Linked DNA regions of Homo sapiens: all the other regions are linked to region 4. The links are chromatin loops, found by intact Hi-C in ENCODE. Cell type or tissue: OCI-LY7. All regions are shown on one strand. Links, peaks and the distances in the headings refer to the core of each region. The heading gives the core; the rest is flanking DNA.

Region 1 (8,053 bases), core at 1,634-6,633, 200 kb after region 4:
TCTCGAGTATGTACCGAGGAAAGGCCATATGAGGATATTGTGAGAAGGCAGCCAGCTGCAACCCAGGAAGAATGCCCCTCACCAGAAAGCAAATTGGTCAAAACCCTGGTTTTGAACTTTGAGCTTCCAGGACAGTGAGAAAATAAATCTCTGTGTGTAAGCCACTCAGTCTATGGTATTTTGGCTGTGTCAACAGACTAATACACACTCCAAAAAAAGAGTGTGTAGAAATTTTTGTTTCAGCGTCATTTTCAAATTGTCCTCTGCTAAAATCTACTTTAATCCCGGCATGGTCATAAGCTGGTTTTACACTCTAGACCTGCTTGAAACTTAAACTTGGCTCACTCTCACGGGTGATTTTTAGGTTCGTTGGATGCTGCAACTCCTATGACACACAGAATGATCAAACATGGATTCCTGGGACTTGGGACTTTTGGTACTAAAGCAGGGAAAGTCCAAGGGCACTGGACAAGTTGGTCACTCTAGATAGGCAATACATTCTGTTCCTCCAGCTATTGCTCCATCTACAGCTATGGCTTCTCTAACAATCCATACCATACAGATTCTCTCCATACACAAGAGTCAAAAAGGTCTCAGGCCAACTTTCTCTTTTTTTCACGTGGCCCACATCTGCTGCACGAGAAACACTCAGGCATCATTTGCCTTGACAAACTACGGCAGTGACTACAGATCCCAACATAGCAACTTTCCTTCACTCCTATGCCAAAATTCTCACTGGCCCATCTCTCCTACCCCTGGGATTTCCCAGATGTGAGTCACGATACTACTGTACCTCTCAAAACCCAGGAAATGCATGTCAAGTTCTCTGAGTATTGCTATTGAAGCCCCCTTCACTAGACTTGAAGGTGACTGGGGAAGCATATAACAATGGCTCTCCCCAAAACTTCTCCTCATAAACTCATCTCTTTCAACATCTTCTTTTAACCCATGAAACTGGTGAAAGGTTCCAATAGCGGCAAAACCAGTTCTTGGACTGTGGCTGCCAATACAGGGAGCAAAACTGATCAAGGGCTCTAGATGCTTGCTGCACTCTGAATTCCCTGGCCACATTTTCACCCATGGGCTGCTCCAGCCGGTGACTGAGAGCAGCACAGATAATAAGGCAGGCTGGCTCCTGAAAGAAGGACTCCTCTGACAGGTGATTTTGGCTTGAGGATTTCCAATAGCCTTTCTAAATCTTGCTTAGACTGTTTGGCAGTCCAGGAAACTTCCACCACCCTTCCCTCTCTCTCTGCTTTACTCAATTTCAGACTTGCAGCCTCTCCCAGTCTTGCTTGGCTCCCGCCCATTCTCTCTCACAGGTGTTTCCTCTAATAAAATTGTTGCACATTTAATCCCATCATAACAACTTCTCATCAGAGCCAGACTAATGTAAAGACATTTCTTTGGAAAACATGCATCTTGTCAGCACCTCACTTTGGCGTTTCATAGTTGTTGCTTTATAATGCTGCAGGCAAAACTTCCAGTTTATAGTTATACTACTAACCACAGGATGAATGAATGACATGGTAAGATAAAAAAACAGGAAAAATGATGGGATTTTACTTTACATTTCTTGTTGTTCAACCCCTCCATTTTTGTTAAAATATATGTCTAATTTGAATGCGCATCAAGATGAATTTTTAGTAAGACTTATCACTGTGGGTGCTGAGTATGTGAGCAGGAACATCATAGATGCTAATTTACCTTTTAGTAGGCAACCAGGCCTGTGCCAGGACTTGGATAAGAAGGCTGTTACATGCTACCCTGGAGTTCCAAAGTAACCCCAATATCACCATCTGTCTTTGTTCCTCCACATTTTCTTCTTCCCGTGATCCCTTCTCATTTTTCCTTTCTATCTTCTTTTACTTGTTTTGTCACTGCTTTAGAAGTCACTAATAAGCAATAGTGGGAAGTAGAGTATGTGAATAAAGAATGAAGCTTTCTTTGGCAGTCTGAAATAAATTGCTTAAAACTGTACCCCAAAGCAGCCAGAATAAAAATAGCTTTTTATATTTGTTCTCCACCATTTCAAGTATCCAAACGCCCCACATGACTTGACCCCTGCAACTTTGTTTTAGGGAAGACTTTTGGTGGTAGCATACTCTCATACGAAAGTGTGTGAAAAACATCAATTTGCTTTTTTACTTTTCCTGTGAGGATTATAGAACCAAAACAAAATATCGAAAATTTTGAGAATACACTGACTCACAAAAATCCAATGCTTTTCTAGTCAAACAGGATTTCTCTACGTGATTTGTATCAAGGACGGTCATTTATCAAAATGTGACAACATGCCTTTGCCGTCATTATAACAGCAGGCAATTAAAAATGTTTTTACCATAGCCAGTTTGCTTATTTTTCTATTTTAAAAGGGTTTTATAGCAGATATGCAAAAGAGAAAGCAGAGAGAAAAAAATAAAATCACTCTCTATTCAAACACTATCACTGTTAATTTTGATGTATTTCTTGTGTTTTTCTAGGCATAATTTGTTTTTACAAAAACATAGCCTTAGTGGCTAGTCCCACTTTATTATGTGAGTACTGGTCAATGCAGAAAGAAGACTAAACAAACTACAGATTGGTTTTCAGTCATATTCTAAAGAAACAGAAGCCAAACAAACACTTGGTCTGGTGGAAAGTCCAAGATTATGGTCCTTGGCCCTCTGTTAAGGCCAGCTAGAGTATCTGGTGATGGTGAGAGGCCTCCAACTGTCTTAGTCCTGGATTTAAAAGGGCCTAAACGGAGCTAAAATGTTCCCCAGAGCCTAGCAATCATTGACAGTTTCCTCAGGTAACCAGCGCTGCAGACGGAGAATGCTGCAAAGGCAAGGTGTCAGAAACCAATTGAAATCCGAGGTTCAGCCAAGGGGACCCAGGCACACACGTGGGCCTTGTGTTCACCATAAAGAGCATACTGGCTACAAGTTGGCCCCTCTCTGGGCAACAGAGTGCCTAACTTAAAGGGGCTTACGAGGATGCCATGCGCCAACAGCTCTGGTTTTACAAAATGGAGTCACCAGGGAGAACGCGGTGTCTGGGTTAGACCACGTTCACCAAGTACCAGCTATACGATCTCGGACAAATTTACTTGCCCTCTCTTAACCTTAGTTTCCCCATATATAAAATGTAAGTGATACATTTCTGACTGCTGGGATTGTAAGGAAGGGATTAAATGGCTTGCCAATGAGGTGTTCAGCACAATGCCTGCCTAACACGTAAAACGTGTTGGGGTTGGTTGGTTGTAAGACCCACAACCTCTCTCCCCACTCTACCCCCGCCCCGCCACCAGCAGCCCAGCTGCAGCCGCTTCCGGGAACCACTTCGCTTCGGTCTCCCACTGCCGAACGCGGATCCCTCCGCGTTGCGTCACTTCCGGGAGACTCTGGCCGCGGCGATTCAATATATCCGGAAGCAACTGTCATGGCTGCTGTCAGTGAGGGCCCGTAATGGAGATCGAGTCAAGGGTTGCCCAGGGACACTTAAGAGCCTTCGGCTTCAAGGAGGCCTCTCAAAGGACAAAGGATGAGACTGCCTGGCGGCAGAGTGCCCCCCACAATCGTAGGAACTGTGTCGCCGCGCTTCCCGTTAACTTGCCGCTAAGTTTTTCTAGAAAAGTCGCCCTTCTTGCCAGGGTGGGACCTCACTTCTGACCTAGCCCTTCTTTGTGTACCAAGTTTTTGTTTCCGTCATTTCCCGCAGCCCGGGAGCTCGGCGGGCGATACTGTGGTAGCCTGGGAGGAAGGGGCGGGCCGGATGCTGGAACCGAGAGAGGTGGGGCTCGTCGAGGAGTCACGGGCGGCCGAGGCTGGAGTCTCCTAAATGCAACCTTGAGCTGTTCCACCCTTTGGTGCTTGGTCTGTTAGCTCGAGGTGCTCCTCACCGTGGAGGCGTTTAGAGCTGGTCATAAGGCTCTTACCTGCTGACCCAACCACCCTCAACCACAGCTTGCCCTGCTCCAGATAGACTTTGATCCTAGAAAATATCTAAGATGGGTGTAGTGCAGTATGTTATTGTTTTAAGTCTCAAACATAAGCAAACTATTATTAAAAGTTTTAGAATTAATAGGCAGAGTTCACATATTGGGTCGTGTTATTGTTTTAAGGTTTAAATTTAGATAACATGTTAGTACTTGTTGAGATTTTAACAAAAGCATTAAAAAAATGAGAAAATAGATTAATCTTTAGAATATTTTAAGTTTGCTACTGCGCAGTGGTAACATGAAGACACCTCATAATAAGTCTTTGATTACCAGAAGCTTCTGAAAGTAAAATTATGGGTATATTAATGTGAGTTTTCCTCTCTGCAGGGTGTCCTATAGACTTTGTCATGGAGTGAAACAGAAACAAATGTGAGTTAATCATTAACATTTCCTAGTGGTTAAAATTACTTTTTAAGCGCTTAACTGTGTATTTTTTAGATTGAAGATTTCAAATGAAATTTTGATTTGACTGAAATATTTAATATGTGATGAGTTGATATTAAAATACAGAAGATTACTATTTTTATAGAAACAATAATGTAGAAACTAATATTTGAAGCAGGTTTACTCCACATACTGTGTTATAATTTAAATTTTCACTTAAACTCTCAAAATCAGAAGAGCTGACCTAGTAAGGCTTAAACCTCTAAAACTTGTGGTTTTAACAAGGCTTAATATACGTAGTTATAATAGTTTTTAAAAAAATTGTTATCAAGTTCCTCAGGTGATTCTGATATAGTATTTTAAAGAAAGCAAAGAGAAATGATCTGTTTATACATTTTAAATATTTTGTTCCTTATTTATGTATTGAGACTGTGCTTATAAATGCATTCACACGCATTGAAGTACATAATTTGATCGTCATGCCAGCCTGGAATCTTGCTTTTTGTATGGTTTCTTGCAGGTAGGTCTATTGGGTTCTTGGCATAGTACCTGGACAAAACATTGTTAAGGTGGAAATTTTCATTGTATTTATCACTTCAAACACTTGACCAGTTTATTTAGTTTTCAAGCGCTTTAGACAACTATATGTGGGCTTGACTTAGTGTATAATAAATGTAAAGTTTGATCTCAAGTAGTTGACATTTATGGAGTATTTACCATATGCCAATCTTTGTGATAATTGCTAGACATATTTTATTTAATGCTTACAGCAGTACTGTGAGTTAGGTTTGTTAAATCCCTGTTTTAATAGATGGAGAAACTGAGGCAAGGACGGATTAAGTTACAAATCCGTCTTTGTAACTTAGAGCCATCTTCTTACCTACTTGTTTTGTATGACACCCTTTTCCTCCATATAACTGAACACTGGTAGAAGAGTGAATGACTGTAGAAAACAGACCTGGACTCTATTCTACCTGTCCAGCTTTGTAAACTAGGGCAAGTTGTGTGACCACTCTGAATTTCATTTTCCTCACCTATAATAAATGAAAACTTTGAACTATTATGTTTTATTGAATCTTGAATCATCAGAAATCCTTAAGGCTGGGTGTGGTGCTTCACGCCTGTAATCCCACCACTTTGGGAGGCCCAGATGGGAGGATTGCTTGAGGCCAGGAGTTTGAGACCAGCCTGGTCAGTCAGCATAGCGATATCCCATCTCTACCACAAAAAAAAAAAAAAAAATTCCTTAAAATGGTGCCTTTACCATCAAACCTGGGATTTTCTTCCAAGCCCCTAGTGCTCATTCTGAGTTTTGAAGTTTTGATGCACGGCAGTGCCAACTCCATCTCCATTGCCGTCTAGTCTGATTACATTGTAAGATGTGACTGATTTCAGAGATGTCAAAATGTAAAATAATGTGCATCTTGGAACTAATGAGCTCTTTTTCAACCCTGACTCTGTAACATCTGTGACTTTTTAACATTTTATTGCAGGATTAAGTATTTTTGAATGTAAATGATTCAAGATAACACATAGACTTCGTTTGATGACATCTGCAAAATAAATTTTTAAAAAATTTGGGCTTCATGATAATGGAAAAGTAGAAACTATGTTTGTCTTTATCACCTGTGAATCCCCCATATTGAGAACATGCCTGGCACATAGTGAGTGTTCAGTAATCATTTACTCAATGAAGTAAACAAGTCTTCATTTCTTTTTTCTTTGTTTGAGACAATCTCACTCTGTTGCTCATGCTGGAGTGCAGTGACGCTATCTTGGCTCACTGCAACCTCTGCCTCCAAGGCTCAAGTGATCCTCCCGCCTCAGCCTCCCAAGTAGCTAGGACTACAGGCACACACCACCGCACCAGTTAATTTTTGAATTTTTTTGTAGAGACAGGGTCTTACCATATTTCCCAGGCTGGTCTTGAACTTCTGGGCTCAAGCCATCTGCCTGCCTCAGCTTCCAAAGTTCTAGGATTACAGGCATCAGCCACTGTGCCCTGCCACGTCTTCATTTCATATTACAAATACAATATTAAAAAATTGTGTTTGACTTGAATTAGACATAAAATACACAGTCATGCATCGCTTAATGACAGGGATACATTCTGAGAAATGTGTTGGGTGATTTTGTTATTGTGCGTGTACTTACATAAATCTACATGGTATGGGCTACTACATATCTGTATGGTATGGCGTATTGCTCCTAGGTTACAAACCTGTATAGCATGTTACTGTACTGGATACCATAGGTGGTTGTAACACAATGGTATTTGCATATGTAAACATGTCTAGACATAGAAAAGGTACAGTAAAAATATTATAACTTTATGGGACCGTCAGTGAAATGTCATTATGTAGCACATGACTGCAATAGTATTAATAGTGTAAAACTATTTTGCACTGAAATTTTTTGCATTCAGAAGTTCACTGTTGTAAACTGTCTTTCTTTCCAAATATCTTTTCTTCTGCTGATTATTGCTGATTGTCATCAAGTATGGGGTATATTTTGTTCCTCGAAGAGTTATAGTAAAAATTGAAATGCTGGCTTATAGACTTTCCAACAAAGAATCTGATTTATTTTTAAAGTGGCCAAAGTATAGGAACATTATTTAATTTTTAGAAATCTTGATTGTAAAAAAAGTTTTAAAAATGTGATTTGATAGCTTATTTAATTTTTGTGAGTATTCTGGAGGTGATTAGGCATACTATCTTTCCTAGTATACAAATAATATTGAATATTTCTGAGTTATGAACAATAAAAATAAACTACAATTGAAATTATGTCATAATTGAAATTATGTCAGTGGGCAGAAAAGTGTTCCAAGTTTTTGGGTGGGCAAGTGTAAGAATAATGTTAACAGGAGAAATTATTCCAACCGTAATTATGGATGTCTAATAGTCTGTACTTTCGGTTAGAACCAGGAAGGTGGCACAGGAATAATTATAGAGTTGTAGACTGTTCTCTGTAGATAATCAGCTGAGTTTTGTGCTGTGGCCAGAAAAGCCAGTGTGTGAGGTATCATCAGGAAGGGATTTGGGAAAATTAACAAAAAAAATGTTACCCTCAAATAACACAGTGTTTTAACTAAACATGAGATACAAGAAATTATTTTATATTCATAATCCAGATGTTAAAAATCGTTTCAATTGTTAAATGTGATTATGGCTATAATTTTACTTACATAATTCTGTAAAGGGTATATGCCTGTATATTCAATTTTTAAAGACCAAATATAGGAGTAAAATCATTTACATAATTACAAAAATTCCTGCCACTAAAATAAAACTCTGTACCACTTGATAGCACTTCATTACTGAGTGAACATTGACCATGAACATCTTGGAATTTTCACTATCAATTTCCTTTTCTCAGAGTCCTTTTTTACAGAAAACACAAAGTTTTTATTCTTTAGTTATGCCTGTGCAGTAATGAGGAGGGAATAGTATTCACTTCTGTTAGTACTTACTTCCTTGCACAAACTTTGTAATGTATACTTTACTGAGTTCTCCAAACCCAAAGGAGAATAAGGCCAAGGGCCTATAATAAATTATTTTATGAGTCCAAAAAAGTAATTCATTTTATGATGTTTTCACAGAAGTTTATGCTTATTAATCAAAGATTTCAAGTTTAAAGAACTGAAGGAGAAGTGATATCATTAAATTTGGAGCAAATATGTTCTTT
Region 2 (8,053 bases), core at 1,544-6,543, 63 kb after region 4:
GAACGGCACGAGCAGAGCAGAGAATCAGCAAAGTGCACAACGGGAGGAGGAAGCTGTCTGGTGTTACTGTTAGTGAGCGTGGGAGCCTGCCGCAAGAAGTCGGTGGTGGGACAGAAGGCAGAGGCATTGGAATGTGTTGCCACAGAACCTCTACTTGATTCCATAGGGAGTCACTGATGACTCTTAAGGAAAGGAACAGCATAATCCAAACTTTATTTTAATAAAATAACTACAAACGGTAGGATGGATGGATTGGAGAAGAAAGATAATGGAGACAGGGACACTAGTTAGATGGCTAATGCACTACTTTCACCAGTGACTGATCATAAAATAGGCCCCCACTCACTGAGAAAGGGTGGAGCAAATGCAGTTATCCAGGCAGGGAAGTGGGTTTCATAAAGGCATTTTATAAGGGTTTCTATTTAAATGGTTGTTACAAAAACTCTTGCCATCTTAAGTGTTGATCTTCAGTGATCCCCAGACTTAAGGTATTAGAAACACATTGACCAGATGCAGTGGCTTATGCCTGTAATCCCAGCACTTTTGAAGGCAGAGGCAGGTGAGTCATTTGAACCCAGGAGTTCAAGACCAGCCTGGGCAACATGGCAAAACCCCATCTCTACAAAAAATACAAAAGTTAGCTGGGCATGGTGGCACGTGCCAGTTACTCAGGAGGCTGAGGTAGCAGGATCGCTTGCACCAAGGAGGTTGAGGCTGCAGTAAGCCATGATTGTGCCACTGCACTCCCACCTGGGCAACACAGTGAGACTCTGTCTCAAAAAAAAAAAAAAAGACTAGAAAAGAAAAAGAAACATACTCCCCCATTGTGCCAGGTAATCATATTGGGAAGAGGATTTATTCACCCAATCTTCTAGAGTTTCTTGGCCAACCCCAGTGATTGCAGTACACTCTAATTCAGCATTAGTCAACCCAAAGAATAATGTAAGAATTCTTTTCTGTTCACGTCAAAGTGTGACCCATGTTTGGCTTGTAGAGTGAGGCTCTTTCTTAGCACCTATCATGTTTTTCCCAAAAGAGGGTGCTGCTGCCGCCATTGCTTAAAATGTGGCCACTCCGATCCCACAGTATCCTTCCTGACCCCATTTCACCTCTGCAATTCCTTGCTGGTGCCTCTGGAGACCCCAAATGTTTGACTCTCTGGAGTCCGGTGGTCTGCTGTGGCAGGGGTAGAAATAGCAAAAACATAAAAATAAAACTAGAAAATGTTCTGTTGAGGTTCTGGGAAATTTAGGAACATCCACTGGGTCCTCTGTGGCAGTGGCTACTCAGCGGGGAATAGCAAAAACATAAAAATAAAACTAGAAAAGGTTCTGTTGAGGTTCTGGGAAATTTAGGAACATCCACTGGATCCTCTGTGGCAGTGGCTGCTCAGCGGGGCAGGAGGGAGCTGGGACCCTCTGTGGTGCTGTCATGGAGCCACTCTGCCACATGGGCCTGTGTCTGCTTGATTCCTACACAGCAGAGTGAATCCCATTTAACCTCTAAGGTCAGTTTATGTGATAGGCTAGATGCTAAGTTTCTCATACTCTAAATGTGTTTTGGAGGGAAAGGGGTCAAATATTCGCCTGGGCTGTCATAATTCAGACTTATTTTATTCTACAAGCTCATAAACTACTTAAGGGCCACAACCTGTCATATCCATTTTTCTATGCCCATGCAGAGCCCAGGACGGCACCTCCTGCCCCTGGAGCGAGGCAGCACCATGTGGGGGCTCAGCGCATGCCCGTGGAAGGCAACCTGTAGGGTTCAACTCCTGGCTCTGCCATTTATTACACTATCTGACCTTGGGCATGTGACTTATCTGCTCTAGGCCTCAGTTTCCTCACAAGGTTTAGGTGATTTTTTTTTTTTTTTTTTTTTTTGAGACAGGGTCTTACTCTGTCATCCCAGCTAGAGTGCAATGGCACAATCACAGCTCACTGCAGCCTCGACCCCCTGGGCTCAAGCAATCCTCCCATCTCAGCCTGCTAAGTAGCTGGAACTACAGATATGGACCACCACACCCAGCTAATTATTTTATTTTTTGTAGAGATGGGGCCTTGCCATGTTGTCCAGACTGGTCTTGAACTCCTGGGCTCAAGCAACCCTCCTGCCTTGGCCTCTCAAAGTGCTGGGACTACAGTGCTGGGATTACAGGCATAAGCCCCAACGCCCAGCCCCTCACAGCGTCTTTGAGAGGGCTAAAAGACGGCAAAGCTCTGATAATATTGCCTGGCACATACTAAGACATTGGATAATTTTTTTTTAACAAGAAAAGTCAAAGTTAGAGCCAGAGATGATCACAGAAATGATCCCCTCATTGTATAGATCTGGAAACCGAGGCTCAGAGATGTTAGAGGTCTTGCCCACACTCCAACGCATTCGGAACAGAGCCTGGATAAGAACTTAGGTCTGTCTGATTCCCTGTCCTGTGCTGTTCCTACTACGCCATCCTCTGAAGTCCTTAGAAGCCACATAGTATGAATTGTAGGTCTCTACTGGGGGACCCAGAAATGTCCCTTAACAAAGCCCACACATGGATCAGACGCACATTGCTCTGCCCAGTGGGACTTCTCTCTATGCTTTGAGAATTAATATTTTTTAAAAAGTCAAAAGCAAGTGAACATATGATTGTAGTAACTAACCCAAGGTCAAGTATATGGCACCAGAAAGCCCAAAGGGAAGGGAAGGCAGGTGCGAAATGTGTGTGGATGGGCTGGGGCTGGCCAGCTGAGGCTCACACTTGTGCCTTCTGCTTCTCCCCTGCTGTTGCAGAGAGCCCTGCTGACGAAGAGGAGCAGTGGTCCGATGACTTTGTAAGTATTTGCTCCTGGGACCAGGAGGGCATCAGGGTCCCATGGGAGGCCTTTTGAAGATCTTATTTCTGAATTACATGCTGGTGGTCAGCCGCACGTCCCAAGAGGGAAGACTTGGAAAGGTCACCTACAGGCAAGGCATACTGCATACCAGCTGACTTGACTGGCACTCAGTGTGCGCCTGGCTAAGAGCTTTCCACACATAACCTCATTTAAACCTTTGAGGTAGGTGTTCTTATGCCCAACTTCAGTGCTGGTGTTCAGAGTACTCACCAGCACATCCAAAACAGGTGTAAAAATGTTTAAATGTTTCCATATCAGTTAGCAAATGCCTCTGCCCTAAACTCCCCAGTGCCCATCACTGCCTGACCCCTGCCCAGGAGCCCTAAACGAACCAACAACTAAAGAATAAGTGTCTGGCACATCAGGGGGCCTCCAGGACCAAGGTCTAGAAAGTTTCAGTCACTTGCAGTTCCACAATTCAGACCCAGGCCCTCAGATCTCAGGACCAGGCTCTTTGCCACCAAGGTGCTTGCTGTGATCAAGAGAACATTAGCAGAGCTCCGGAGCCACAGAGAGAGGGACCTGGCCATGATGACACTGGGGATGTTGTATCAGAATTATCTCTTTGAGGTAGCTCTGAAATGTGCAAGGCCTGACATCCTAAAAACTTTTCTTCACAATAATTATTCCTCACTTATATCAAATTCATCCAGAATGTTAGCCTGCTCCAACCTGTGAGTTTTAGATCTGGAAGGGATCCAAGAAGCCTTCCATACAACCACATACCCATTTCACAGATAAGAAAACTGAGGCCAAGAGAATGAAAATCACCCAGTTCAGTGGAATGAGAACCCAGGACTCAGACCTCCAGTCCTGTGCCCAGCCCTGGGCTGTGCACACTACCTGGAGTTTATACAGAGTCTCAGAAGACAGGAGTTCCTCCTTCTTCAACTGCAGAAAAAGAAAAGAAAAATGAGGGGAAGGGGTGACTTTTCTGCCCATCTCTTGGTCATGGAGCTCCTCCTGGGGCCCAGCAGCCGCAGCTCCCTGAGATGCACTGCAGCTGCGCCCCCTGCTGGCTGCGCACGCGCGTGCACACACGAACACACACACACACACACACACACACACACACAGCCACATGTAAAGCAAAGAAATTGCTTGGTCCACATGCAGAGGTAAGAGAAGAAAACTGAGCAAGCTGGCTGGATGAAAAAGAGCACACAAGGGAACTTAGAAAGCACAAAATAAAATCAGCCTGGAGAGGAAGGAATTACTTGCCCCAAAATCAGACAACCAAAATGAAGATACCAGCTGTACTAAAGACTGAGTAAGCATTCACTCACAGCTCTTTTGACTTCAGTAGATGGATCCCCACTGCACGCAGAATGAAATCCAGGCTTGTTAATAAAGCCTCCAGAATTTCTTGATTTTAAACAAAAATCCTGCTATATGTTCTCATTCATTTGTAGGAGCTAAAAATTAAAACACTTGAACTCATAAAGACGGACAGTAGAATGATGTTTACCAGAGGCTGGGAAGGGTGGTCGAGGGGGCAGCAGGTGGGGGGAGGGAAACAGGGACAGTTAATGGGTGCAAAAATATAGTTAGGATGAATAAGACCTAGTGTTTGACAACAGGGTAACTACAGTCAACAATAATTTATTGTGCATTTAAAAATAACTAAAAGAATATAATTGGAATGTTTATAACACACACAAAAAATGAATGCTTGAGTGATGGATACCCCATTTACCCAGATGTTATTACTACACGTTGTATGCCTGTTTCAAAATATCTCATATACCCCATATATATATATACCTACTATGTACCCCTACAATTCTTTTTTTTTAAAGACCAACAGGAAAAAAAATCCTGCTATATAAAATTGCTTATGAAAGGCGACAGGCCAAAGAGCAAGTGGAAAGTCATGTACAGATCATGCAATGTGATAGGCAGAGTGTGAGGGCGGTGGACACAGAGGCCAGAGGACCTCTTATGTCCTGAGTCAAATATTTCCTCCACATGAATATATGTACAAACGGTATATACATAAACTACCTCTGAAAAACATGCACAAGAAACCTAGTGACTCTTTCTGCCTCTGCGGTGAGAAGCAGAGAGGCTGAGAAGGAGACTGCACTTTATATCCTTCTAAGCCATTTGGACTTCAGACCGTGACAATGTATTTTCAGTGTGGACTTAAATGAAATGTGGATTTTAAAAAAACAGGCCAGGCGCAGTGGCTCATGCCTGTAATCTCAGCGCTTTGGGAGGCCGAGGCTGGCAGATCACCTGAGGTCAGGAGTTTGAGACCAGCCTGGCCAACATGGTGAAACCCCAGCTTTACTAAAAATACAAAAATTAGCTGGGCGTGGTGGTGCAATTTGTAATCCCAGCTACTCCAGAGACTGAGACAGGAGAATAACTTGAACCCAGGAAGTAGAGGTTGCAGTGAGCTGAGATCCTGCCACTGCACTCTAGCCTGGGCGACAAAGCAAGACTCGGTTTCAAAAAAAAATTAGCCAGGCACGGTGGTGCATGCCTGTAATCCCAGCTACTTGGGAGACTAGGGCAGGAGAATCGCTGGAACCCAGGAGGCAGAGGCTGCAGTGAGCTGAGATTGCGCCACTGCACTCCAGTCTGGGCAACAGAGTGAGACTCCATCTCAAAAACAGGAAAAAAAAAAAAAGAAAAAAAAGAGAGCAAACCCTGAGTCCATTTGAAGCCTTGACCCTGCAGCTTACCAATTCTGCTTGAAATTTTTAAAAAATCTCATCTGAAAGATATCTAGCTGGCCCTGTGTGTCTCCTCACCCTCTTCGTATTAAACCTATTTTCTCTTCAGTGATCAGCATTCATAATAGATAAAACCCATTGGTTATTCTATTTTATTGGGCCATTTTCCTATCTTTTAAAAATATGTTTTATTATCTCCTCTTGTTATTTGTTGTGGATCTACAGAGTGTCAGCTCCCATTAGCGTTAAGTAGTTCCTGTGTCCCCCAAGGACAGTGCAGTGGTGGAGACGATAAACTTTGGAGGCAGAAAGGCCTGCTTCAAACCCCAGCTTTGCCTCTTATCGGCTGCCTAGCCTTTTGAAGTCAACCTCTCCAAGCCTTGTCTCCTGTCACTGCTCTGGCCTCCCAAGGCAGGAATGGTCCTGACGGCCAGGCAGCACAGACGGGGATGCTGAGCACAGTGTCTGCATCTGCACTTGCAGGACAGCGACTATGAAAATCCAGATGAGCACTCGGACTCAGAGATGTACGTGATGCCCGCCGAGGAGAACGCTGATGACAGCTACGAGCCGCCTCCAGTAGAGCAGGAAACCAGGCCGGTTCACCCAGCCCTGCCCTTCGCCAGAGGCGAGTATATAGGTGAGGTCCCCCGCAGACCTGGGCACTCGGCCTTCCAGGCCCATGGGGAGGTGGGGGTGTCCAAGATTGCGGGGTGGGGACAAACCTGGCTGCTGCTTGAGGGCCTCTGCCAGCCGCCCGCTCCCGCCACCTCCAAGCAGGGGATCTGGGCTCCGAGGTAAAGGATCCCAAGCTGTAGGGCTTTCCCATTCCAGGGGAAGAGGCGTCTTTCCTAGATTGGGAACATTGAAAGCAGGCATAAACAAACAAACAAACAAACAAACAAACAACAAACCCAGCATACCCTGATGGTTGTGCTCCCTCCCAACACTCCAAGGGAAAGCAACCCTGAGATTAGTCCCACTTTTAGGGCTTCGTGTGCTCAAGGTTCTGGGATTTCTCTTAAGAAGTCTGTACAAAACAATGACCTTCGAGGATCCCAGTGTCTGCCTCACCTTCCTCCCATGCCTAGTCCAGACTATGCGGTTTTACCAGGGGATACAGGTGCTCAGGAGCCCCAAGCCTGGAATAAGCCTCATGGGTTAAATGGACACAGCTTGGGTCTGTTTTTTTTTTTGTTTTGTTTTGTTTTTTTGCGACAGAGTCTCACTCTGTCACCCAGGCTGGAGTGCAGTGGCATGAACTCGCTTCACTGCAACCTCTGCCTCCTGGGTCCAGCCTCCTGCCTCAGCCTCCCGAGTAGCTGGGTCCACAGGCACCCACCACCACGCCTGGCTAACTTTTGTATTTTTAGTAGAGACAGGATTTCCTCATGTTGGCCAGGCTGGTCTCAAACTCCTGACCTCAAGTGATACAACCGCCTCGGCCTCCCAAAGTGCTGGGATTACAGGCATAAGCCACTGCGCCTGGCCCCAAGTATGCATTTTAATGCCCATCTTTGTTCCAGTCTTGGCAGGTGACTAAGTTCCCCAAAGGTTCAGAGAGCAAGTATGTCTGTGATGGTCATGGCGATGCCAGCATTTGTATGGACCGGCTCTACATGTAATATCTCACTGCCATTAACCCCCTCCTTACAGTGTACCAGGCACTGCTCCTTGCTTCACTGAATGAAAGTAAAGTGAAGGCCAGCTGGGCTTACTGGGTTGCCACAGTTGATCTTTTGAGCACCTGCCATGCACCAGAACTATGCTAAGCACTGAGCATTCAGCTGCACTCAAGATGCACATACTCCCAGAGATCTTCTAATTTACAGTTTAGTGCTTTCCCCTGGGGGTCTACTTAACCTCCTCGATAATCCTGAAAGAGGTCAGAGGAGTGAACTGACTGGGCCAAGATCCTCTAAGTGATGGAGCTGGGATACAAGCCAGGGCTCTCAGCTTCCGAAGCCCAGCTCATCACAACTCGGCTCTGTGCACCACCCACCATACTTGGTGAATGATCTTTTTCAATCATCACAGCAACCCTGGGGAGGAAAGGGCTACTGCAATTCAGGGTGGTTAAGTGGCTCACTCAAGAACACACTCTTGGCCAAGCGCGGTGGCTCACACCTGTAATCCCAGCACTTTGGGAGGCCACAGTGGATGGATCACCTGACGTCAGGAGTTCAAGACCAGCCTGGCCAACATGGCAGAACCCCGTCTCTATTAAAAATACAAAAAAATTAGCCGGGCATGGTGGTGCATGCCAGTAATCCCAGCTACTAGGGAGGCTGAGGCAGTAGAATCACTTGAACCCGGGAGGCGGAGGTTGCAGTGAGCCAAGATCGCACCACTGCACTCCAGCCTGGGCAACAAGAGTGAAACTCTGTCTCAAAAAAAAAAAAAAAAATCACACTCTTCAAAGCCTGTCTCCTGTGTTTTGCTACTTCTGATGGGCTTAAATATTACATTAAATATTTGTTTACTCAGAAATCT
Region 3 (8,053 bases), core at 1,078-6,077, 280 kb after region 4:
GAATGTTGTTGTACTTGTCTCCCCGTGAATGTTCCTCTGGGGTATATACTGAGAAGTTTGAATTGGCACATCAAAGGTTGAGCATCTTCACCTTTACCAGGTATTATCAACATATTGTTTTCCAAAGCATTTACAGAAATGTGTGCTTCCACCACTTCTCTGCCTCTTTGACAACACTCAGTATGATCACACATTTTTTTTTGCCAATTTTATGCATGTGAAATAATTTTATTGTTTTAGTTGTTTATTTATCTTAGAGAAAAGGTCTTGCAGTAGGCTCCTAGGCTGGAGTGCAGTGGTGCGATCATAGCTCACTGTAACCTCAACCTCCTGGGCTCAAACAGTCCTCTCACCTAAGCGTCCTGAGTAGCTGGGACTACACTTGCGCATCATCACCATGCCCGGGTAGTTCTTTTGTTTTTATTTTTAGAGACAGGGTCTTGCTCTGCTGCCCAGGCTGGTCTCGAACTCCTGGCCTCAAGTGATCCTCATGGCTTGACCGCCCCAAGTGTTGGGATTACAGGCATAAGCCACCATGTCCAGCAATTGTTTTATTGTTTTAAATTGTATTTACTTGATTATGAGTGAGGTTTAGCATGTAAGTTACTGCTTCTATGAATTGTCTTTTGCCTAATTTTTCTATTGTTCTTTTGCTCTCTCTTATCCTTTCTCTCTCTCTCCCTCCCTCCCTCTGGGCTCCTGTCTCCTCATTTGTGGACTGTGCAATTGCTGACACCCTGCACAGCTTGGCCCTCAATCCAGAAACAGCTGTTGACATGGTATTTCTAGTGCCTTCCCAAAGTAATACTGAGTACATCACAGATCCATTAGCCAACCCATGTAGTGATTGAGTTACTTCTTGGTCTCCTGTACCCTGAGCCCCAGACAGTGAGTCTATAGCTTTCCTTCCCATCTCCTTTCAAAAACAGGGAAGTAAAGTAGCCCCACCACAGTCCCTGTCTTTAAAAAGTGATGCTTGCTCTGGTTCTCTGGCTTTCATGAAGCATTTTCAGATCTTGCTGCCATCCCTGCTCCAGCCTACTCACTGCTAGTGTTTCTGTCCTGTTTCTATTCCGTGAGACAACTATCATGGTTGGGAGTCCAGAAAGCTTTTTGTCAATTTTTCTACTTGATCCTTACCATAGATATGGCGCAGGAGGGCTAGGTCAGAGTTAGAACTTACTACACATCTTGAACATTATATGTTATGTTTTATGGTGAAAAAATTTTAAATTCTATTTTAGCATCTAAATTTGCATTTAAGATGTCACTTTCTTCTCAATTTATTTTTTCTGCAAGTAGGGGAAAGAGCCTGTGAGCTGGATGGCAGAGAAAACTAGTTTTTAAATTAATATTGCCAAATATTTCAGTAACCAACCAACTATAAAACATAATAAGAGCTGTCACAATTAGTAAAGATTAGAAGCAATGGTAACTCTCATACAGACACCCCTGGGAAAATATGATTTACCTGTATGCTTTGTATTTTTGTTCCTTGAACGTTTTTTGGAAGCAACTGCTTCCAGAAACTTTCCTTTGAATAGTCAAAAAATACAGCCATTGGTGTATTATTTTGTTGAATATTAAACCAGACCTATGAAAACATTAATATAACATTAGTGTAGGTCCATAGGAACACAAGGCCCATTGTTGGTAAGGAAGGAGCAAAATTTTACAGTCTTACTACTCAATGAAGTGGCAGAATCCCAGCGGGGTTCTGAGGCAGGAGATAAAGAGATTCTAGGGTTTCATGATCATTAGACTACCTCAACGGTTCTCATCCTTGAAGGCACTACACAATCACCTGGAGGAGCTTTAGTGATAAAAGATTGCCCCGGCCCCATGCCCTAGGGAATCTGATAGACTATCTATATTTAAAGTTCCCCAGGTGATTCTAGTGTGTAGCCAGGGTGACTCTAGAGGAGATAACTCAAGATTTTTTTTCCCCATATACTTACATTTCTATCATCAAACAAACAATCTACACTTTTTAAGGGACAAAACGGGTCAAACTGCTTATAACATTGGCCAGTTGATGGATTCCAAAGCAAATATTCATTAGTTTCTTGAGTTACTACATAAGCCACATGCCCCTGTATGAGAAAAAAGAAAGTAATTTTTGGTGGATTTAAATAATTTCTATATATGGAAATTATACTGTGATGATTCTAATTTTTAAAGCCTTTTTTAGTGGAGTGTGGTGGCTTATACCTGTAATCCCGGCTCTTTGGGAGGCTGAGGTGGGAGGATCACTTGAGCCCAGGAGTTTGAGACCAGCCTGGGCAACATAAGGAAACCCTGTATCTATCACAAAAAATTTTTTTTTTAATTTGCTGGGCACAGCGGCACACACACCTGTAGTCCCAGCTACTTGGGAGGCTAAGGTGGGAGGATCGCTTGAGCCTGAGGAGTTGAGACTGCAATAAGCTGTGATAATGCCACTGCCCTATAGCTTGGGTGACAGAGTGAGATCCTGTCTCAATAACAAACAAACAACAAAAATAAATAAAAGCCTTTTTGAGGGCTTTTACATTTTCTTTGAAATAAAAAAAAAAAAAAGAAAGAAAAAGAAAAAACAAACCAAAGCTCCAGAAATCCTCAGCCCCAGGTTAGCATGAGGATTCAGATGAAACAACTTGTGAGCCAGTGCTGTCATGTATGGTCCTGCAGAGTGTGCCCCGATGGCAACACAGCTGCTGTTTTAACAAATCAGTGCATTACAAGGGTTTCCCAACAGATAGTACTGCAGTGTTTTGAGGTAGGGCACTTTTGTCTAATTCATACAAGATGCTATATGGACTATCCCTGCTTTGGTTAGAATATATTTGGAGACTGAGGGTGAACACCAGGCAGAGATAGGAAATGGAAACTGGCTTAAGGCTCTGACAAAACCAAGTAAAGTTAAAAAGCCATTAAATTAAATTTGGGAACAAGATTTGCAATTAGAAGCTAAAGGGAAGTATGCAGGAAACCAGTCTGAGGAATAAAAAGTAGTTATTATGTTGTTATTATTTTGCTCTGAAAGATAAGACTTTTTGTAGTGTAAGCCTATCCTACCAAAGAATAAAAATTTTTAGGTAATAATAATAATGAGACTATTTAATTTATTGAGTATTTATGTGCATCAGATATTATGCTAAGAATTAACACTAACTTTGTCACTTTCATTCACTCCAAATTCTGGGAGGAAGGGTTATTATGCCCATCTTTCATATAAAGAATCAGAGGTTAAGAGCCTTGTCAAAAGAGCCTGTGAGTGGCATTACTCCTGTCTCATGAGGAGGTAACTGAGGCTCAGAGAAGTAAACAAGGCTGAGATCATACAGTTAGTGGCATTGCTGGGTTTTTTGTCTGTGTGTGTGACAGGGTCTTGCTCTGTTGCCCAGGTTGGAGTGCAGTGGTGCCATTATAGCTCACTGCAGCCTCGACCTCCCAGGCTCAAGCGATCTTCCCTCCTCAGTCTAAGTATGTGGGACCACAGGTATGTGTCAGTATGCCTGGCTTATTTATTTATTTATTTATTTATTTATAGAGGTGGGGTCTCCCTGTGTTATCCAGGCTGATCTTGAACTCCTGAGCTCAAGCAATCCTCCCTCCTCAGCCTCCCAAAGTGCTGGGATCATAGGCATGAGCCACCATGCTCAGCAATTGCTGCATTTTAAACCTGTGTCTGACTGTCCCCCAAACCCATATTATTAAAACTACGCTGTGCAGCCTGCTCTCCTCGACTTCACAGCCCTTGCTCTTGGTCACTGTGCTCATCATCTTTATAGTAAAGAGGAGGCTTTACCTTAACCCCATGGCTGAGGTGAAACTGTGCAGGGCTACCTCCTGCAGTGTTGGTCCACAGGTACTAACGCTAATAGTTGCCAAAATATTGTTGACTGTTTACTGCCATCTAGTGGCACTTACAACTACGGCAGGAGATCATATAGAGGGAATGAACTTCTATTAATAGTTAACAAGCTTGGCAATGAAATAATAAACAATGCCGAGAGGATACAGGGAAATAAATCATCATGACAAAAACCATAAGGCAAGACTGTAAATACTGACACTTAGCAAGATACTCATGGTAGGGCTAGAAACAGTTCAGAAATGATAGCTTTCTGGTGGTACAAATGTAGAAGAAGCATATAAATTAAGCTGTAAACATTTCAGATAGGGAAACATTAATTCCTGGCTCACTTCTTATAAGATTAAAACCTCAGCAATGGAGCATGAGGAGAAGTGTTTTTTTTACAGATCTTAAAATACACTTATTAGAAACATATGATGGGCTGGGCACAGTGGCTCATGCCTGTAATCCCAGCACTTTGGGAGACCAAGGCGGGTGGATCACCTGAGGTCAGGAGTCAAGACCAGCCTGGCCAACATGATGAAACCCCATCTCTACTAAAAATACAAAAAATTAGCCGGGCGTGGTGGGTGCCTGTAATCCCAGCTACTCGGGAGGTTGAGGCAGAAAAATCACTAGAACGCGGGAGGCAGAGGTTGTAGTGAGGCGAGATCACGCTATTGCCCTCCAGCCTGGGCAGCAAGAGCGAAACTCCATCTCAAAAAACAAAAATAAAAACAAAAACCATATGATGATCATGGTGGTAACGATGGATAACAGCTGCCACAACTACACTATAACTATTACTACATTACCACCACCATCACCACCACCTTTATTGAGTCCAGGTGCTGCTCTCAGTCACTTAATATGTACTAAGTAATTTAATATTCCCAGTAACCCTATGATGTAGCACTATTTTTAGTACTCTTTTACAGGGGAGAAAAGCAAAAGGAAATCAGTCTTTACATTGTAAAAATTTTGATGAACCAACATTATCCTCTTAACTAATCATTGCTTGCCCATGAAATTCCAAATTAGTTTGTGAAGAGATGGAAACCTGGGTTTGAAGTCTTCTAAACTTGCAGCTGAAATCTGATTTCCTTTTGCTTACATTATTTCAATATGAACTCCAGCACTTACTTCTAACACTGACGTTCCCAAGAGGACCAGTGCCTTCTTTCCAAAATACAGAAAGAAATTACAGAGAAGGATGGCATGCTCCTCCTTATTTCCGATAGCTAAACTGATGCAGTGCTAAGACAAAACAAAAGCAATAGGAACAAAAAAAGAAAAGTGCGGGAAAGTTGAGTAACGCAAGCATCCAACTGATGCGGAGCACCTGTACTCACTCCAGTTCCAAACACATTTATTTTTACCAAGTTGCTAAGTTGACAGCAGAGCAGACAGCTCCAGCTTTGCTAGGGCATTAGAGGAAGAGAACATTGACTTGGAGCATTGGGGCCACCTTTATTATAGAACACTTAATGTAGATATTGTATAGAGTGACCAGACAATTTATACCCAAAATGGGATGTTTTTGTTTAGGACAAATATTAAAGTGCCCTGGGCAAGCAGGGACATATGGACTGGTATTTCGAGGAACCTTATCTGATAGGGAATCATATAGTGTTTGTAGGAAGTGATCCTTTGGGCTGTGGAGCTACATTCTGTCCTGTACCAATATAGTACTGTCAACTCAAAGAAAGGAAGAAATCTGAGTTGGATGTTAATCAGGAAAAGTGACTGAAACGTCTTCAACTCAAAGAGCTGAACAGCTGAGCAGGGTGTAACAGATCAAATAGAGAGTGCCCAGTAAAGCACAGCAATATAGCAGGGGAGAAAAAGTATAGCAGAAGTAGCCAACTGGTGGTCTATGACTTAGTTCTAGTCTACAGGTGTGTTTTGTTTGGCTCCCAGAATGTCAAAAAAAGAGAGAACATTTTCTTAGAAAACTCTGGATTTCTGGATTTTGTTGAAAAAAAAAACAAAAACAAACTCTAGCAAAGACTTGGGTCCAAATGCTCAGATGGCAACAATCTGTTGCTGACTAGTGGCTACACCATTTAAATGAGGTGTATGGCCAGGCGCGGTGGCTCATGCTTGTAATCCCAGCACTTTGGGAGGCTGAGGCGGCCAGATCACGAGGTCAGGAGATTGAGACCATCCTGGCCAACATGGTGAAACCCCATCTCTGCTAAAATACAAAAAAAAAAAAAAAAAAAATTAGCTGGGCCTGGTGGTGCGTGCCTGTAATTCCAGCTACTCAGGAGGCTGAGGCAGGAGAATTGCTTGAACTAGGGAGTTAGAGGTTGCAGTGAGTCGAGATCGTGCCACTGCACTCCAGCCTGGCGACAGAGCGAGACTCCATTTAAAAAAAAAATGATGTGGCATGCACTCTCCAGTTCAATACAGTCCCTGAGAAGGGGCTGTGGGGGCCAGGGAGGTGGGGATAAGGGGTGGGGAGCTATAGAGCTCATGGCAATGACTATTTACCAATCATTATGGAAGCATTGCAATGTTTTAACAACTGATATGGCCCTATCAGTGTGCATTGGCTGAACCTGATGGTGAAGGATGGGGGTTAGGGAGGATAGTTAAGGAGGCCCTTCTGAAAGAACAGTGTGAACAGGTGAGCTAAGGGCAGAATAACAATAGTCTTCATTGTCAGGTCAAGGAGGTTCTGGATTTTATAAGAGGAGTAGGGAGAGGATGACAGTAGGGAACTAAGTTTTCCTGAGGTCCAGATGCTTTGCATGTTACTACATTTAGTCTTTTTAAAACTCCTGTATGACATAGATAAGGAAATTGAGGTCCAAAGAAGTTAACTTATCTTAGGTCGCACATCTACTAAGTCTTTGAACTAGGATTTTGAACCAAGGTTGTTTGTTTGTTTTACTCCAAAGACTGTGTGTTAGGTGAGAGAAAATAATTCTTTTCTTGTAAAACTGAATCAGTCATACACTCATGGTTTATGACACAAACATGATTTAAGCTGAAATGGAAGAAATACTCTAAATACTCTACTTAGGGTTGCCAGACTTGAAAAGAAGTTATAGGATGCCCAGTTAGATTTGAATTTCAGATAAACAACAAATAATTTATTACTAAAAGTTTGTCCTGAATATTGCATGGGGCCTGTATTTTATTTGGCAATCAGACTAAAGAGGACTTTAATCTAAGTGCTAAGGAAGAGCACTGTTCTACGAGCTCTTCACTCAGATGGGGGTGATGGGGGAAAGCTTTTGGGAAGTGACAGTGCTTGCACAAGACTTCAGGGTCTGACCAACTCCATAGTGACAAGTCACACTGCTCTCTGGAGAATGGCATAATATTATACTCCTGGAATTCCCGTTGAGTCAAAATATTCATGAGCTACCACTTAGAATGTTGAAAAGATTTTTGGTATTCATGAATTATTTCCATAGATTGTTATGGAACTGAAGATGATGTATAAAATTATCAAATACTTTTAAATTTCACAAGGCAAAGTAATACATAAATACATAATATTTTTAAAAGGTTTCCTTAAAAGAAATACTATATATTTCAATTATATATATAAAATGTAATTTATTACCTCTGATGTCATCCATATATCAGAGCCATCATTTTCATCTGGTGTATTAGGCACAAAAGGAATCAAAGATACAAATCGAGCAATGAGGTCCTAGAATAATATTCACATTTATTGAGTGTGTGCTGTATGTCCATCACTTAGCACAATGCTTTACATGCACTCTCTCATTTAGCATATAATCTAAGCCTATAAAAGTAGACACTATTATTATTCTAGTATTACAGAAGAGGAAATAAGCTTGGAGTAATAAAATAACTTGCCCTGGGTTCCATGGCTAATACAATATGTGAAGTCTCTGGGAAACTGAGCCCAAGTTGGGCTGACTGCACAGGGTGCATGTAACCATTATATTTTATTTATATTTATTTATTTAGTAATTATTTAATTTATTACTAAAATTTTAAATATTACAATAATATGTTTCCACATTAAACATGTACTTTAAAGTACAACTGTTAAAAAATTTTAAGATATTGAAGAATAGCAAAGGTTTTTTTTTTTTTGGTTCAAAATCTATCACAATTATTTTTGTGAATATAACTTTATTATAAGCTGCTGCAGCAGGGAGATATTAGGGTAGTACAATGTGCTTTGTCAAACAATAGAAGTTATACTATGGATTTTTCCCCTATAGT
Region 4 (8,053 bases), core at 1,877-6,876:
TATAATCCCAGCATTTTGAGAGGCTGAGGTAGGAGGATCATTTGAGACCAGGAGTTTGAGACCAGCCTGGGCAACAAAACAGGACTCCATCTCTACAAAAATAAAAGTAAAAAAATTAGTTGAGTGTGGTGGTGCACGCCTGTCTTCGCAGCTACTCAGAAGGCTGAAGCAGGAGGATTGCTTGAACCCAGAAGGTTGAGGCTATAATGAGCCATGACTGTGCCATTGCACTCCAGCCTGGGCAACAGAGCCAGATCTGATTTCATAAATAAATAAATAAAGAGAGAGACAGACAGAATCTCACAATTATTTAGACAGTGAATTGGAAAACAATAGTTTTGGGTTATAAAACCAAAACTGTAAAATAGAATTAAACTAAACTTGAAATGTGTTTGACCTTTATGGTTTGAAAAGAGTCAGCTAAATATTTCAGCTATTCTTTACTGGATCTTATGGAGGACATTTTATGCTATAGTAGTATTTGTAGTGTTTATAACACTAGGGGATTGAGATGGTCTTATCAGAGTGAAATGAATAGCAAGTAGAGACTGATCATAACAATACGCTTCAGATTCCCCAGTTACTCCCAGTGCCTTACTAATGTACCTTTTTCCCTCGTGCTATAAACATTTATCCTTGGCCCAGGCACAGTGGCTCACACCTGTAATCCCAGCACTTTGGGAGGCCGAGGCAGGAGGATCAACTGAGGTCAGGAGTTTGAGACCAGCCTGACCTACATGGTGAAACCCTGTCTCTACTAAAAATACAAAAATTAGCTGAGCATAGTGGCACACACCTGTAATCTCAGCTACTCAGGAGGCTGAGGCAGGAGAATCACTTGAACCTGGGAGGCAGACCTTGCACTGAGCCGAGATCACACTGCTGTACTCCAGCCTGAGCAACAGAGCAAGACTCCATCTCAAAGAAAAAAAAGCAAAACAGCAACAACCAAAAACACATTTATCTTCAAGGTCACAGATCTCCCTCTGTAGTGGATGCTGTGGTGAGCTGCCCAGAGACCCCTTCAGGATGGAGTCACCATTCCTTTTGCTACTGACAATGGCAGAGCTGATGGCTCACTGACAAAGAGAGACACTTGCCTAAGGACAGACCCCTCCACTTATTGGTCAATGATCGGGGGAAGGTTACAAAGGTCAGGTCATCTCATTTCAAGGGGTGACAACTCTGAAGGGCCAGCCTAACTCTAGAGCATCCTATTAGATTGGCTGAGATCTGTACTACAATCAAATAGTGGTTCAACTCTTTCTCTGCCCAATCTCCTCCTTCATGCTCCCATAGATGATGATCCCAAGGGCATCCCCAATAGACTTCTGCACACAAATTCCCATCTCAGGGCTGGCTTCCTGGGAACTCACCTTAATAACACATTGTTGATACTTACCCTGTTTCAATTACCTTCTGCCCCTGACCACCTTCCTTTATGTAGACAAGTATGGCTCGTCTTCCCATTTAGAGTGTAACCTTCTTTGTATGTCTTAGAGGGCTTAGCACATGTCTTTGTACATAGATGACAGCCCAAAGTATAGGCTGTGAACACCATTCCTCTTCCATCCAGAGAGACCAGTGAGAATTCTGTCAGTGACACACCCCTAATGCATAGAAGGGGAGAGCTCAGGCCCACAAGTGTTTGTGCCAAACCATTTATCTAAAGCTGGTTTTGCTGGGGATGCAGCCAAAACCCTCTCTTATTCTTTGCCAGGAAGTGAAAGTCTTTCATCACCACCTGGGAGGAAAAAGGGGTTCAACGGCCCAGCAGAAACAATGTCACATCGTGAATTTGGTACCAAACTCAGCTCTCAATGCAACGAATTTGAGATTTATTTTAAACGTGTGTTTCTCAGAGAGAATAATTTGATGGGGGTAGGGGGAAGTAGGGACTCACTTTCAACATAGTAATCTTTTTTTATAAAGCTCTGTGAGTAATTGTTTACTTTTTAAAAATAACAAAATCTCATATTCAATATTTTTAAATTGTGGAGGTAATAGTTTATAATTAGGTGCTAAATGGTGTGATTATATTTAACTGAAATGTTTTAACTTGGTGAAAAAGGGCCTAGCTCCTTTCCAAAGCTTCTGAGAGAGCAGATTACTTATTCTCAGCGGAAGTAAACCTATGTACTACTAGTAAATCTCAGCTCTATTAGAAAGGGCAGAAGAGTGTCCAACAGAAAGAACTTCTACTGGAGGAAGAGGTTTGCCTTAGATAACTTAGGAGGAGGGCACAGGGAGAGAAGGGGAAGAGTGCCAGGAAAATCCAAGAGGAGGCTGGCAGCTCTTAGAGGAAAACTAGGTAAATTCCACACATTGGAGTCTCCCAGATCACCAGGGTGTCTTAGTCACTTCAGGATGCTGTAACAAAATTACCAGAGAAGTTTATTTCTCTCCATTCTAGAGTCTGGGAAATCCAACATCAAGGTGCCAGCTGAAAAGTTTCCTGGTGAGGGCACTAGCTCTGGTTTGCAGATGGCCACCTTCTTGCTGTATCCTCACATGGTGGGGAACGAGATCATCTCTCTCGTGTTTCCTCCTTTAAGGGCACTAATCCCGTTCAGGAGGGCTCCACACTCATGTCCTAATTACTCCCAAAGGTATAACTCCAAATACACCTAATCTCAAATGGGGGATTAAGGCAAAAACATGTGAATTTGTGGATGAAACAAACATTCAGCCCAGAGCAATGGATACAAAGCAAAAACAAACAAACAAAAACCCAGTTTGCCTGTTACATGAATACATTGTTACATAAATATTTGTTCTCTGTGTAGAACTTTGGTTCACAACCCTGGCTACACAATAAACTACCTGAGTTTTTAAAATATCAGTGAACAGGCTCCATTGCACACTAATAGAATCTGAATCCCAAAGGGTGGGGGTGGGGGTGAGTATTCATGTTTTTTACAAACTCCATAGTTATCCTCCTGTGCCACCGACCTTGAAAAACCACTGGTTTAGAATATTTGTTGAGCACGGCTGAGATGGATAACTCCAGTTGTCCTCCTTCATGTAAAGCTAAAAAGATAGAGAGGCATAGACTCCTTCCCTACTCTCTATTGATATTTGGGTTTGTTAAATTAAACAACTACTTTTAATTGGTGAGGCATTTTCCTTTATAGTCTGGACAACTCAAACTTGCACCACCAAGCCCTTGCCAGATGGCAGAAAGCAGGGCATTGGAAGGTATTTCCTCCCTGTTGAGTACCAGCTCCACTTCACCAGCCAACCCATGAGACAGTGTTCTACAATGCCACAAAGACAAATAGCCACATGCGTCTCCCATGTACCCGGATACCACCTTGAAGGGAAGGGACAGAACTTTGAAAGATATTACATTTCCTGAAGTTATCAAAGCAGAGAAAACTGAATTATCTGATGGGACAGTTAAAACTATTGGATTGGACTGAAATGGCAAGATGGAACTAAGCTTTAGTTCTTTTCCCACATCCCAGCAAGAAGAAAGTAAATCAGCTCTTCTATAGACAAAATAACAAAGCTCACATTTTCTCTGTATACATAAGGAAAGGTGAGGGATTTTGGACCCTGAAACATGAGTTTATGAATATACACATGCATACATCCATTTGCATGTGCATATGTGGATATGCACATTCACGCACTGTAGACCAAGGCAGAGAAAACTAGGACTTAAGAGTGCAGCCAACAGTGGGCTGCACCTGGCGTGTTCTGGGATTCTGGTGGCAGAGAAGGAATACCGGCTTCTTGGGAGCAAATCCTGACATACAAGTGTGGGAAATGCGGCAAAATGAAACTTGTTGAGCGCTGTTGACAAGACAATTTTTCTGGGAACTAGTGCAGTCATTCAGTGAGCCGGCCAGACAGAGCAGAGTTCATTTCAGATGTTTCTATTGTCCCAGACATGGGAGTTCTACTTGTCACCATTTGGTGTCAGTATTTTCTATCCTAAAAGTCCTCTGGGTTATAAAGCAAAGGCCCTGTTGGAGAAAGTCTGGAGTATTTTACTGTGAATAACTAACTTTATTTCAGAAAATTTTAATATTCCTTTTAGCCTTCACTGCTTTGTTTTCTGCTTTGTAATTGTTTTTCTTTGTGCAGAAAAAAGGCAGCATTCTCTTTATCTGCAAAGGCAAACATCAGAATTACACCATTCATTCATTTGACCAACAAATCTTGAGGACCAGCATCTTGTAACACAAGTCCCTCCACCTACAGAGCTTTTCGGATTCTAGAGGGCAACATGCTCAGGGCAGAGGCAGGTGTTGGAGGCAGCAGTTCTGTAGAAAGAAAAGCTAGCCCTGGCTTTGAGCCTGGTTTTGCCACTTAGCAGCTATGTGGCTGTGGGCAATAAACTTAACCTCTCTGAGCTGCAGTCTCTTCATACATAAAACATACATAATAAACACTTTTCTTCCAATTTTATCATGAAAATTAAAGAAGTTGAGGGATGCCTAGGCAGAGCACAGGGGATGTTTAGGGCAGTGAAGCTACTCTGTATGACACTTATAATGGTCATTATACGTTTACCCAAACCCAAAAGCGAACCCTCCTGTGTAAACTACAGAATTTGGGTGGCAATGATGTATCAGCGTAGGCTCACCGATTCTAACAAATGTACCACTCTGGTGGGGGACGCTGGGAATGGGGGAGGCTATGCATTTGTAAGGGCACAAGGTGTGTGAGATATCTCTTTACCTTCTGCTCAATTTTGCTGTGAACCTAAAACTGCTCTAAAAAATAAGTCTGTTTTTAAAAATTGAATGTGTTACAATGGTATGTTTGTTGCAGAACTATTCACAACAGGAAAGATATGAAATCAACCTAAGTGTTCATCAATGGATGATTGGTTAAAGAAAATGTGATATATATGAAATATACAATGGAGTACTACTCAGCCACGAAAAAAAGAATGAAATTATGTCTCTTGCAGCAACATGGATGGAACTGGAAGCCACTATCTTAAGTGAATAACTCAGACACAGAAAGTCAGATACTGCATGTTCTCACTTACAAGTGGGAGCTAAATCTTGTGTACACATGGACCTAAAGAGTGGAATAATAGACATTGGATACTTGGAAGGGTGTGGGACAGAGGGGGAGATATTATAAAATTACTGAATGAGTACAATATATACTATTCAGGTAATGGCTACACTAAAAGCCTGGACTTTTTATAACTATTATATCCATGTAACAAAACAACACTTACACCCCCTAAATCTATAGGAAAATTTAAATATTAAAAATGGAAAATGTTACTTGCATTCATAGGTACATATTAAATAGCTGTTTAATGTGTAGATAGAGGCTGCTCTGGTTGTGTAGTCTTCCAGCTCTGGACTGTGCCAATAGCATGGGGTTTGGAGTCAAATCCAAGTTCTATCATTTACACTTGATGGCATTTTGATGACAGATAATTTGCTTAAATCCTCTATATGTGCATTTAAATTTGTATAGCTATTGCCAATCTGCAAATTGCTCTCCATTGACAATGTACCAGTTTACACTCAGATTACACACCGGAGAGGTGATGGGCCCGTTGTCTCACGCTCATCACACATGGTGTACTCTCAAACTTTGGGTTGCTTGCAAATATGAAATGTAGAAGAAGCTATCCCAGTGGAGTTTTCATTTGCTTTTTCTTCAATATGAGTGAGGTTGTGCATCTTTTCATCTATTTAAGGGCTACGAGTATTTCTATAAACCATCCTTTCTATCTTTTGCTTATGTTTTATTGGGTGTGTGTGTTTCCTTATTTATTTGTGTGATTTGCTTATATATGACAAAATTAGTCTTCTTCCTGAGTATAGGTTTCAAATACTTCCCCCGATTTGTTTTCTGACTTCTGACTTGGTTAATGGTGGTGACTTTTAAACATGCAGATCTTTTAAATGTAGTCAAATATATCAATCTTATTCTTTATGGCTTCTCTGTTTGTGTCATACTTAGCCCTTTCCCACTCAGAGATTCTAAACCCTAAGCAGCAGCGGGTGGGATGGGGTGGAGTGGGATGGTGAGGGATGGGAATGATGTTCTCTTCTAGGTTTTTTAGGGATTTATTTTCACATTTAAATCTTTAATCCACTGGAATTTATTTTTGTGTAACAAGTGAGGTATTGGATCCAAGTTTCTCTTCCCCCAAGTAGCTTCCTACTTGTCCTAGATTCTTTTATTAAATAATCCATATTTTCTCCACTTATTTAAAACCTAGTTAACTTTTGAAAGAATACACGAAGGTCCATGACTTCTAAATTTGGCAGCAGGAGGAGGTCTAAGCTGCAGAATGTTAGATGAGGCTCTTAGCTCTTTCTGAATTGTATCTGTTGTTATTTGGAAAAAGAAGAAATAAAAGTGCATTGATCTGAAAATTTAATTCAACAAATAGCTGTGTGGGAGAGTGGAAACAACACAGGCTCTTAAGTTAGAAAACCTGACTTCACTTCTCATATTGACTAATTGTGGGGAAGTCATGCAACTGCTGTGTGCCTCAGCTTTCGCCTCTGTAAAAATGGACCTAATAATGGCATCTATGCCATAATATGCTGTGCAGTTAAAGTGCATTGGTGCTTTATAAACTGTACAGGACTACAGGCACATGAGCTGTTATCTGAATTTTTACAAGGTGGTACAGCATTGCCAGTTAACTTATACAACACAATTCTATATTTGTGAATGTTTCACCATTCTTGAAATCCTTTCAGCTTCTTTGAAGATGATTAGCTTCTTTCTCCTTGCTGGGGAGTATTCTGGGTTTGCTATTTTTAGTTTGCTTAAATGTGTTTTCTGACAGCTTCTGAGTGGCAGTGGGGGGTTGGTAGGAAAGGAAGAGGTGACCGGGAAGTTAGAATCATCCACTGGGTTTCGAGGGAGAGGGAGCTGAGGCCGCACCTGGAAGAATGATCTGGAAGGAGGTAGAAAATAGGAAACCATAGGGAGAGTGAATTAGCTTATTTAGAATCTTGTATATATAATGATTATCTAGTTAAACTTTTGTTTTATAATTTATAGCAAAGTTTTGTGGACAGTACAGAAGAATGGTGAGAGTCAGTTAATGCAGTGATCGAATCACAATCCCTCTTCTTATTAATAGTTATTTAACCTCTCCAAAGCCTTTTTCTCATCTGTGCCCAAGGGATTATAAAGATTGAATGAGACAACATTCATTTCTCATGCTTATGTGACTCTAGATAGGAGGTTGGAGTGGGCAATTGAGAACAAAGTGTAAATTCATGATGGTGACTTGTGTTTGCCCTTGGGAGATGCAGTAGAAATTGTCTGCAATCGAGAGGTGCAACTGGAATCTGGACACTCACTCTTCCCCATCCCATAGACAAATGCTCTACCTCACTTCAAAGGCAACAGAAGCCTAGGAGGAAGAAGATGCCTCTAATACCCTGTCAAGTTTGCAAGAAAGGACATGGGATGATGACTCCATTATCACAGGGGAAGGAAAAATGTCCAGGTGACAAGGGGTGGGGACAATGAGTGGGGGCTTAAGGGGGAGGGGGCATCCATGGGACCAGCAGAAGGATTGGGAGAAAGTGAAAACAGATATGGGTCACTAATTGAAGAAAAATGTGACTGTGATTTAATTTGTTGGAACCAGAAAAACCTGCTCTTCAGAGTTCTCTTCTGCAAGCCTGGCCTTATCAATACATCAATCTGGTCATCCATCCATCACATGGTGGCTGCTGTCAATCATGGTTCCCTGCGCTGGAGCCCTCCACACGCAGTATTACAAATGCTCCCAGCCCTGAGGGAAAGGTGGCTCTAAAATTCCTTTTCTGTCGAGCACATTTTGCGTATGCTTATTAAGTTTTAAAAATTTGGAAACAAGTTACCCAAAACATCCCACTCATCAGTTGGTCCTGGTGCTGTAACGAATTACAACAATATTTTCTCTCTGTCAATGATGGTAAGTGAATTCTCAAGAAGTATACTGGAAACCAGCACAGGATACTTTGGCCTTTTTGATGGGGGTCACGTGATTTAATTTTCATGGTGAATTTTGGTTAATTCTATACTAGTCTAGAGAATTGTACGTGTGTCCGTGTGTGTG

The links. A loop is a pair of places that touch in the nucleus more often than their neighbours do. Peaks named below come from ENCODE experiments on the same cell type or tissue, not always from the same donor. Only the 100,000 strongest peaks of a DNase experiment are listed, where the experiment ranks them.
Region 1: it touches region 4 in a loop (10-fold over the local background); 2 of 110 quality-filtered maps call a loop at or near these places.
Region 2: a loop joins it to region 4, with 13 times the contacts of the local background. A loop is called at or near these places in 93 of 110 quality-filtered maps.
Region 3: a loop joins it to region 4, with 12 times the contacts of the local background. A loop is called at or near these places in 77 of 110 quality-filtered maps.

The regions. Positions count from the first base shown.
Region 1 is chr10:96,085,564-96,093,616 of GRCh38, reverse strand. ENTPD1-AS1 (ENTPD1 antisense RNA 1) reads left to right here and starts at 3,382. Exons shown (of 6, transcript NR_038444.1): 1 at 3,382-3,635; 2 at 4,310-4,351. RefSeq lists enhancers at 3,233-3,282, 3,293-3,662. In OCI-LY7, for the core only: CTCF peaks have their summits at 3,750 and 3,963; DNase peaks (open chromatin) are centred at 3,366 and 3,776; H3K4me3 peaks cover 1,844 bases; H3K27ac peaks cover 1,636 bases.
Region 2 is chr10:96,225,557-96,233,609 of GRCh38, reverse strand. It overlaps BLNK (B cell linker), which reads left to right. Exons shown (of 17, transcript NM_013314.4): 4 at 2,776-2,816; 5 at 6,044-6,200. It overlaps LOC124902487 (a long non-coding RNA gene), which reads left to right. Exons shown (of 3, transcript XR_007062255.1): 2 at 1-1,225; 3 at 1,329-1,876. Among named protein-coding and RNA genes, the nearest start is that of BLNK, 42 kb to the left of the region's middle. RefSeq lists enhancers at 3,635-3,694, 7,761-8,053. In OCI-LY7, for the core only: CTCF peaks have their summits at 3,660 and 3,879 (motif pointing left); a DNase peak (open chromatin) is centred at 3,869; H3K27ac peaks cover 2,723 bases.
Region 3 is chr10:96,013,243-96,021,295 of GRCh38, reverse strand. It overlaps CC2D2B (coiled-coil and C2 domain containing 2B), which reads right to left. Exons shown (of 35, transcript NM_001349008.3): 29 at 7,419-7,508; 30 at 4,982-5,095; 31 at 1,959-2,093; 32 at 1,472-1,594. The region is part of intron 2 of ENTPD1-AS1 (ENTPD1 antisense RNA 1); the gene reads left to right. Among named protein-coding and RNA genes, the nearest start is that of CCNJ, 26 kb to the left of the region's middle. In OCI-LY7, for the core only: CTCF peaks have their summits at 3,714 and 3,918 (motif pointing left); a DNase peak (open chromatin) is centred at 3,875.
Region 4 is chr10:96,289,330-96,297,382 of GRCh38, reverse strand. No RefSeq gene overlaps it. Among named protein-coding and RNA genes, the nearest start is that of DNTT, 11 kb to the left of the region's middle. In OCI-LY7, for the core only: a CTCF peak has its summit at 3,929; DNase peaks (open chromatin) are centred at 3,622, 3,902, 4,212 and 6,479; H3K4me3 peaks cover 2,832 bases; H3K27ac peaks cover 5,000 bases.